Linked DNA regions of Homo sapiens: region 2 is linked to region 1. Evidence: read pairs that join two places in POLR2A ChIA-PET (ENCODE). Cell type or tissue: PC-9. All regions are shown on one strand.

Region 1 (5,000 bases):
TTATCTAGTTGTTATCCTACTTTCTCCTGCCTACCAGTATTTTTTTAATGCTCATTTTCCAGATACTGGAATTGGAAAGCTATTGATTACCAAACCTTCAGATAACCAGAAGATAGTCTCTTTTGTTCAGATATTAGGTGCAAAGGATCTGACCCAGTGTGGTCATGGTAGCTAATTGTTACATCAGCTATAAAGTTGTTGGTTTTTTAGATTATGCCTAATAATCTTGAGGGCTAAGCTACCCCAACCTATAATAGAATTTATCTCTTCATAAGTATATACTATGATGGTCCTCGTAGAGGTATGATACTGTAATAACCATGTACCTGTCTCTCAGCTTTAGAATTTGCAGTTACACTTGGTTTCCAAAAATCAGAGATTCTGGATTTTAAGAGCTTAGACTAGCCACTAAAAACCTGTAGAATGTCTAATAATCACCCCAAATTTTTACTAGTCAACCAAGTGTTATTTTTTATCCATGTGGCAACTGGGTCATTTCTTTGCTTCTCAAGCCTATAAAGATTAGTAATTCCTTGGTTTTCAGTTGCTCATTGTTTTCCAAGGAAGTCTTAAAAAACAAAGGAAAACAAAAAACAGAAAGGGTTTGCTTTAAGCATTATGATTGGTAGTTTATTTCACTGTTTAAAACTTTAGGGTATAACTTGCACAAAACACTAGGCTTCTCTAGCTTTTACTTATGAGCAAAACTTAATCTGTGATATTTTATATTGGACACTACTTTTTTTTTTTTTTTTTTTTTTTTTGAAACAGAGTCTTGCTCTGTCACCCAGGCTGGAGGCCAGTGGTGCGATCTCGGCTCACTGCAACCTCCGCCTCCCGGGTTCAAGTGGTTCTCCTGCCTCAGCCTCCTGAGTAGCTGGGATTACGGGTGCACAGCACCAAGCCCAGCTAATTTTTGTATTTTTAGTAGAGATGGGGTTTCGCCATGTTGGTCAGGCTGGTCTCGAACTTCTGATCTCAGGTGATCCACCCGCCTCAGCCTCCGAAAATGCTGGAATTACAGGTGTGAGCCAGCGCGCCCAGCCTCCCTGAGTACTTTAAATGCATTTTATCTGGTTTAATCCTCCGAATAATCCTGCGAGGGAGTGTTATTCTCATTTTAAAAGTAAGGAATTAGAGCCTCAGAAAGTTTCAGTTACTTCTCCAAGACTACACAGCTAGTAAGTTGTGGGTCCTAGGTCTCTTATGATTCTGTGCTCCTCCATTTGGGGGCCCACTTTGAACACATGATGTTTGAGAGTTTTTCAGGAACTTGAGAGCATCGCTTCAAGCAGTATTGCGGAATAAAGGGGCAGGAGTTTAGCAGCAGAGGTTAGTTCCCATATGAGGATATACATTTGGAAGCCATCAGCCCATGGACATTGAAGCCACAGGAGTGGGTGAAATCACACAGGCTAGGGATATAGTGGGAGAGTAATGAGAATGTTGAGACTAGCATCCCAGCCTCAACACATCTGGACATCTTATTCCAGTCTAACCAGTGTCTGTTAACAGAGCCAGTGGTTTACGAGTATAGACTTGGAGTTTACCAATGTGGTGGTAACTTTAATATTCTTACTTTTACATATACTTGCATACACACCTTATTTATTTTTGTTTAACAGCTTTTTTGAGATATAACTTACATAACGTATTTCATCTACTTAATACACACAATTCAATTACTTTTTTATTGTGATAGCATGCACATACCAAAAAATTTACCACTTTAACCATTTTTAGGTGTACAGTTCAGTGGCATAAGTAGCTTCACATTGTTGTTCAACCATCACCATCATCCATCTCCAGACTATTTTATCTTCACATACTGAAACTCTGTACCCATTAAACACTAACTCCCCATTCTTGCCTCACCCTAGGCCCTGGTAACCACCATTCTACTTTCTGTCTCTATGAATTCGATTCCCAAGTACCTCATATAAGTGGAATCATAATATTCTTTTGTACAGTTTATTTTTAGTATTTTTACAAAGCTGTACAAGCACACCACAATTTTAGAACATTTTCATTACACCAAATACCTATTAGCAGGCAATTCCTGTTTACCCTTAAAGGTCCCATCCATCAGACCTAGGCAATCAGTAATATACTGTCTCTATAGATTTGCTTATAGATGCTATATAAATGGAATTTTACAATATGTGACATTTTGTGTCTAGCTTCTTTTACTTAGCATAATGGTTTCATGGCTCCTCCATGTTATAGCAGCAGTACTTTCTTTTTATCACTGACTTTCTATTGTATGGATATACTATATTTCATTTATACATTCATCATTTGGTGGACATTTGGGTTGTTTCCACATTTGTGCTATTATTAATTATGCTACTATGAACATTCATGAACAAATTTTTACGTGAACATATGTTTTCATTTCGCCTGGGCATTTACCCTTGTATTTTGCAAACAGTGTATTCTGCCTCCAGAATAATGATTTGGTGTTTTGTGACCTTAAGTCACATTAAATTTTCCATTTGTTATCTGAACATGTAATGGTGCTGCTACTTTATTATTGTTTTATATCCGTGTATTCATTCAGTAAAATATTTCTGTGTGTATGTGTGTATATACACACACACACACACACTTTGATCACCTCAAGTACCTATTAGCAATCACTATATATATATGTAAATAAAATTTTAGTCTTAGTCAAATACCTTCTGTAGTTAGTAATTTCCCACACCTCTGCTCAAAATATAAATATAGTTCAATGTGATCTAGAGTTTTCAACTGGTAGCTTGATTACAATGAACAGTATGATTTGTCTGCATTTCCAGGATGATTGTCATCCTGGAATGATTTATCTGCCTCAGGCAAGTTTTTATTTGGTTTCTCACACTCAAGGCCAGTTTGTCTTTGTGAGGAAGCAAAGAGAAGAGTAAGATGAGTAATGACTCTGGATCTATGATTATGAAACCGTATCCTTATGAGTACACAGGTTCTTAGTGACTGAGCTTGAGTCAGTTAACCACAGGTATTTTTCCTGTCATTCTCATGTGGAATTTTCATTGAAATGTCTTAAAAAAATTTTGCCTCTAATTTCTGGATTTAAGGATGATTACTTATTCACCTTTACAAAGTAGAAACCCTATTCTATCTATGTTTTTAGATTTTGTCACCAAAATGTCAAAATAGTTTGAATCTTAAGGGATATTGATTCATATAATTTAGCATAGTATATAACCATAACCTTGGTCAAACTAAAGAGTATTTTGAAAGCTATGTGTGTGGTTTGTTGTTCTGAAGTAAAGTGGTATCTGGTGGTTAGAACATAAGAGTTACTGTCAGCATTTGTGGGTTTTCTTCCCAGATCCAAGCTTTTTTAAAAGGAAAGTCAGAGTCCATGCCTGTTGTATGTTTAGTGCAATGGTTTACATACTGTAGATATATTGTAAATACTAGTGAAGATGTTATACAACTGGCAGAATAATATGCAATAAATCACTCACAATATGTGTAAAATAATGATAGTTGTCACTGGTACTTAGTGATTCTATTATTTAATAAATCTTTCTTTGAGAAAGGCATGATTACTGTTTCCAAGTAGTAGTGTGGTATTTTAAGCAACTTATAATAAACATTTTTAGTTCAAAGTGGTTAGACATTACTCTCTATCCAAGGGACTTTTGAGGACACTACCTCATGGACACCATCCATATATCACAGTAGTACATGCCAGAATCTAAGAGTAAGGAATACGTTTAAGATTGTGTGATGATTCTAATATGTGGACACGTTAGGCACTGATACTCTAGTATTTAAGTTTTATTTACCTCTATCCTCTTGATGGCATCCTAAACCATGGTTCTTAAAGCTTGAGCTGGATGGAGGTGTTCTGCCCCTGAAATAAGGTAATAAAGGTATTTTCCTAGCTTATTAAAAACAGATGAATGGTATTTTTATTTAAAATTTTTATTTTATAAATTTTTTAACATTGTGGTGCCTTGCTATCCCTTAGCCTATAATAAAACATAAAATATTTGCCTTTACACAGATTTTTATACTTGATTATTTTGTCTTTAATATAAACTTTTGTAATTACTTTTTGCCCTGTGATGTAACATTAGGGCATTGCTTTTCAAGCACAGTGTTTTATGAACATATGTTGTCCACAGTGAACAAGGTCAGTTGCTAGTGGAAATTATGGAGTTGCTGGCTTACTAATCCTCTCTAGCCTATTATTTCAATTTATTGGACTGTTAGTGATACCGCAGATATTGTTATTAGTCCCTAGATGTAGACAGTATTTCTTTGAATAATGCTTTCCTGTTCATAGAATTCTAGATGTATCATTTTGTTTAGCCAAAAGGAACTTAATACTTTCCTGTAAACCCTATCACTTCAGATGTTAGTGTTTATTGTATTTCTTTACCAATAAAGAACATTCATTTAAACACAATAGGTCCATTTTCTTATTTTTATCCAGTTTTTTTTTCTTAGCCTTAGACTTTATTTTAAATACAAGAATATAAAGGGATGTTTTATCCAAAAGCAAATGGCATTGAAAAAAGACCACTTTAAATTATTTAAAGCAAGTGTCAAATTTTCATAGTAAATAATGTATACATGTGTTGCTGGAGAGGATATTGGGAATTTATCTTAAATGAAAATTTATGAAAATAAACTTTTTAGTCTTTTAAACAAAATTTACATTATAATTGTAACTATATACTAGTTATTAAAATAAAGTTATTAAGCTAATTATTAACAACTTTTTGTGGTATTTTTCCCTGAACAAAATTGTGTGACTGCAAATCAATATCCTTCACTTCACATTTTACTTTGGAGAATTATTTTATTATAATGTTTTTTAGGAAAATTATTGGAAGATTTTGTTAGTTTTTAAGGTTCCTTTTTATTTCTATTATAATTATTTTATTTATACATATTTTTATTTTTATTCATGACTTTTTTATTGATTAGAAACATAAGCCCTCTGGTGTATCCTACTGTCACATTGTTCTAATTGACCAGTG
Region 2 (5,000 bases), 820 kb after region 1:
TTCTTGTAGAGACAAAGTCACATGTAATACAAATATGACGGTTTGCTCCCTGCCATCATAATAGAAGGAAATGCTAATTTTTAGTAGAGGTTAGTGAAAATAAAGATGTAATTTTGTTCCCATCCAGCTTACAGACCCTATGAGTTGACCCTGTTCCAGGTAGAGGACAGAGCCTGGACAAGGGTGATGAGCAATGAGAGAAGAGCAACAAGCTCAGGAGACTGTGCTGTTTAGCTGAAGGAAAGGATGTGTGGGGGCTGGCCAGTGAGGAAGACAGCTGGTCAGGACAGTGTCACTGAAGGGCCTGTGTACCATGCTTAGGAGTAGAGACTTTCTCTTTAGGCACTAGAAAGCCATTAAAAGAGTTTGAATATGGAAAAATCAGATTTGAATTTCAAGAGCGAATTGTGGCAGCATTGTCAAGGGTGCATTGGGAAGGGGAGAATCAAGAGCTGAGAGCACTCTGGGAGTGTTGTGAATTCATATGTAATAAGAGAACTAAAGCAGGGACAGGGAATAGAAAGATTTAAGGGCTATTCAAGAGTTGGAATGGAAAGAATTTGGTGAACATTTGGGCTGGGAGAGCAATTGAGAGAGAAGAAAAAATTAAGAATGACTCCTAGGTTTCTGGATTGGATGACAAATGATTAGTGGAGCTGTTAACTATTTTAGGAATGTAGGGAGAGGAGCATATTTAGGGAGGTGGAGCAGAGAAAGATAATGAATTTAATCTTGGATATTTTGTTTCCTTCACAGGCACATCCAGGAGTAAGTGTAGACTAATCATTTAGGAGCTAAAGCCTACAGTTTAGGAGAAAAGGCTTGGCTGAAGCCATAGACATTCTTGTCACAGTTGGTAGTTCACCCAAGGAGAGCATGGAGACTGAGTTGATCAGAAAACCAGTTTTTAAAAGTTTGGCAATCCAGGAAATAGAGGTTCAGAGCCTCAGCTCATGGTACTGAAACAGGGATATTGAACTCTGGAAAGGTAGATCGAACCATGTTATTAAAATAAGTAGCTGGCATCGATTGGTGTCTGACAATATGTCAGGCACTGTGCTAAGCATTGCCATGGATTGCCTCATTCACTCTTCACAACTCAGTGGTGGAGGAGGTACTATTGTTGTCTCCATTTTACAGAAGTTGCTTAGAGAGACTAAATTACATGCCCAGAGTCTTGCAATCTCATCATTAAACTAGTCTAAATGTTAACCCCAGGAACCTGACCTCAGACCCCACATTCTCCCTTCTAGTTATGAAGATTCTTACTTACCAAACTCAAGAGTTTGGATTGTATCCTATAGGAAACAGGTTTCCTATACCAGGCAGTATTTTGTTTGTTTTAGGGCTTTACATTTTTATTTGAATCAGTAATGGATTCACACAATTCAAAATTCAGGGAAATTCAGGCCAGGTGCGGTGGCTGACGCCTGTAACCCCAGTACTTTGGGAGGCTGAGGCAGGAGGATCACATGAGGCCAGGAGTTTGAGACCAGCCTGGCCAACATGATGAAATTTCATCTCTACTAAAAATATAAAAATTAGCCGGGTGTGGTGGTGCACGTCTGTAATCCCAACTACTTGGGAGGCTGAGGCAGGAAAATCACTTGAACCCGGGAAGTGGAGGTTGCAGTGAGCCGAGATCATGCCACTGCACTCCAGCCTGGGAGACAGAGCAAGATTATGTCTCAAAAAAAAAAAAAAAATTCTGTGAAATTCAATGAAAAATTTTCTCGTCTGTCTAGTTCCTTCCCCTTTCTCCAAGTGGCAACCTTTAACTAGTAATTTCCTTATGTCTTTTTGTATGAAATATATATATATTTTTTTATTTATCTCTACCATTTTATACAACATATGGCACACTTTGCATACTTCTGCATCTTACTTTTTTTACTTAATAGATTCTAGAAATCTGTATCACATCAAAAGAGCTTCATTGTTTTGTTGTTTCACACTGCAAAGTGTTCCATTATTTGGGTCTACCATAATTCATATAACCAGAATTTTATTGGACTTAAATGTTGTTCCAATATTTTGTTTTTACAACCAGTGTTGCCCAGAATTACCTTGTATATATGTCAGGGGTCCCCAACCCCTGGGCTGCGGAATAGTACCAGTCTGTGGCGTGGTAGGAACTGGGTTGCACAGCATGAGGTGAGGGGTGAGCGAGCATTACCGCCTCAGCACCAGCTCCTTGTCAGATCAGTGGCAGCATTATATTCTCATAGGAGCACAAGCCCTATTGTGAACTGCACATGTGAAGGATCTAGGCTGCACGTTCCTTATGAGAATCTAATACCTGATGATCTGACATGGAGCAGTTTCATCCTGAAACCATTCCCACCCAGTCCCCAACCCCTGTCTGTGGAAAATTGTCTTCCACTAAACCAGTCCCCAGTACCAAAATGGTTGGGGACCACCCATATATATTATTTCACACATGAGCAAGTATTTCTAGAAATGGGAGTGCTAGGTCAAAAGGCACGTGCATTTTAAGTTTTGATAGGTGTGGCCACATTATCCTATATAGATGTTTAACCAGTTTATATTCCCATAGAAATATATAAGAGTGACTCTTTCTGCTAGCTTCACCAACAATATGTTATTAAACTTTTGGTTTTGTGTATTTCATATGAAGCATCTTTTTGTTTGAGAGCTATTTGTATTTTCTGTTAACTGTCTTTGCATATCCTTTGCTCATTTTCTGCTGTGTCATTGGTCTTACTGACGTATAGGAGTTCATCCCTAGGGCATATAGTCTTTTGTGACATGAGATGTAAATACTCTTTGTCGAATTTTTTTTTTTTTTTTTTTTGAGATGGAGTTTTGCTGTGTCACCCAGGCTGGAGTGCAGTGGCACAATCTCGGCTTACTGCAACCTTTGCCTCTCAGATTCCAGTGATCCTCTCGCCTCAGCCTTCCGAGTATTTGGAATTACAGGTGCACATCACTGCTCCCAGCTAATTTTGTATTTTTAGTAGAGACAGGGTTTCGCCATGTTGGCCAGGCTGGTCTCAAATTCCTGACCTCAAGTGATCAGGAGTTCACTTAGTATGATAGTTGCCAAATGGTGATTTTTTTTTTGAAATGCTCTCTCTCAGCAGTATCACCAAGTGATGATTTTTGTATTTTTATTTTTTTGAGACAGAGTCTCACCCTGTCACCCAGGCTGGAGTGCAGTGGCACGATGATGGCCCACAGCAGCCTAATCTCCTGGTCTCAAGCAATCCTCCTACCTCAGCCTCCTGAGTAGCTTGGACTACAGGCATGAGTCACCATGCCTGGCTAATGTTTTTACTTTTAGTTTTATAGAGACAAGGTTTCATTGTGTTGTCCAGGCTGGTCTCGAATTCCTGGGCTCAAGTGATCCTTCTCCCTTGGCCTCCCAAAGTGCTGGGATTACAGATGTGAGCCACAGTTCCTGGTCATCAAATGATGATTTTTTTCATTCTATCGTTGCTTCTAGACCTATTAGTTGTCATTCTGTTGAAGGGTAGAACTCCCCTGCCTCCACACATTCATGTGCTTATTTATATCACCATGAACTCACTATGAGCTACAATTTATGACCATTATAATTATTTGGATGCTTAAACTGTTCCACATTTGGCCGGTGGGAACCTCTACAAACTAGTTCCTGTGTCATTTTGGAATGGTCCCATCATTCTCCAAGCACTTTCTTGCAACTGGCATAACACTGTGGTCCAGGATCATTAAAAGGAACCCTAGTTCCTTTTTTTTTTGAGATGGAGTTTTGCTCTGTCTCCCAGGCTGGAGTGCAGTGGCGCAATCTCGGCTTATTGCAAACTTTGCCTCTCAGGTTTCAGCGATCCTCCTGCCTCAGCCTTCCAAGTAGTTGGAATTACAGGTGCACACCACTACTCCTTAATTCCTTTTAATGTGGTACTAAAATGGTATTTAGGAACTACCCTGTGGGCGCTAGGTGTGCTCATTACTTCCTGGGTGTCATTGTTTCCATGTTCTCTTGAAGGACAGAGGTGGGAAATATATGTATATGTGTGCATACATACACACAAGATACATCTGTATCTTTTTCTGAATCTGTGTGTATTAAAACCATCAATTCAGGCCTGGCGCAGTGGCTCACACCTGTAATCCCAGCACTCTGGGAGGCTGAGGTGGGTGGATCATGAGGTCAGGAGTTCTGAGACCAGCCTGTCCAATATGGTGAAACCCCATCTCTAATAAAAATACAAAAACTAGCTGGCATGGTGGTGGGCGCCTGTAGTCCCAGCTACTCGGGAGGCTGAGGCAGGAGAATTGCTTGAACCCGGGAGGCGGAGGTTTCAGTGAGCCAAGATCATGCCACTGCATTCTAGCCTGGGCAACAGAGCGAGACTCCATCTCAAAAAAAGAAAAACAAAAAACAAACAAAAAAAAACACCCATCAATTCAAACTAGTATTTCCAATTCTAATTCACCACTGCAGGATTTATCCTGGCTTTCTCTCTTTCTGTATGTTTAACTCTCTTCTCCACTGGTGAGAAGCCTGGTTACTGTTACACTCAGTCTGTCTACTTATTTGCTCAACTTCCCCCCTTCCTCTATACCTACCCCTCTATGTAACCAAACTCTTGGCCACACTTGGCCTAGTACATGACCTCTTTTGCCCTCCCCTGGGCACTCTGGCCAAGATCTCAGCCCTAATGAAGAAGAGGAGGATGTTACTTTCCTTTAATTAAAGTGAGTTCAGGCCGGGCGCGGTAGCTCACACCTGTAATCCCAGCACTTTGGGAGGCTGAGGTGGGCGGATCACCTGAGGTCAGGAGTTTTGAGACCAGCCTGACCAAATGGTGAAACCCTGTCTCTACTACAAATACAAAAATTAGCCAAGCATGGTGGCATGCGCCTGTAATCCTAGCTACTCAGGAGGCTGAGACGGAAGAATTGCTTGAACCTGGGAGGCAGAGGTTGCAGTGAGCCAAGATCTTGCCACTGCACTCTAGCCTGGGCGACAGAGCAAGACTCAGTCTCAAAAA

The links. ChIA-PET counts read pairs that join two places held together with the same protein. Peaks named below come from ENCODE experiments on the same cell type or tissue, not always from the same donor. Only the 100,000 strongest peaks of a DNase experiment are listed, where the experiment ranks them.
Region 2: POLR2A ChIA-PET joins it to region 1 with 20 read pairs; 1 of 35 experiments calls an interaction of 5 or more read pairs at or near these places.

Annotation. Positions count from the first base shown.
Region 1 is chr1:178,236,018-178,241,017 of GRCh38, forward strand. All of the region lies in intron 1 of RASAL2 (RAS protein activator like 2), which reads left to right. Among named protein-coding and RNA genes, the nearest start is that of RASAL2, 140 kb to the left of the region's middle. In PC-9, no CTCF peak of the experiment used is centred here; a DNase peak (open chromatin) is centred at 2,884; H3K4me3 peaks cover 1,565 bases; H3K27ac peaks cover 5,000 bases.
Region 2 is chr1:179,058,282-179,063,281 of GRCh38, forward strand. The region is part of intron 4 of FAM20B (FAM20B glycosaminoglycan xylosylkinase); the gene reads left to right. Among named protein-coding and RNA genes, the nearest start is that of TOR3A, 21 kb to the right of the region's middle. In PC-9, no CTCF peak of the experiment used is centred here; DNase peaks (open chromatin) are centred at 640, 2,770 and 3,280; H3K27ac peaks cover 4,724 bases.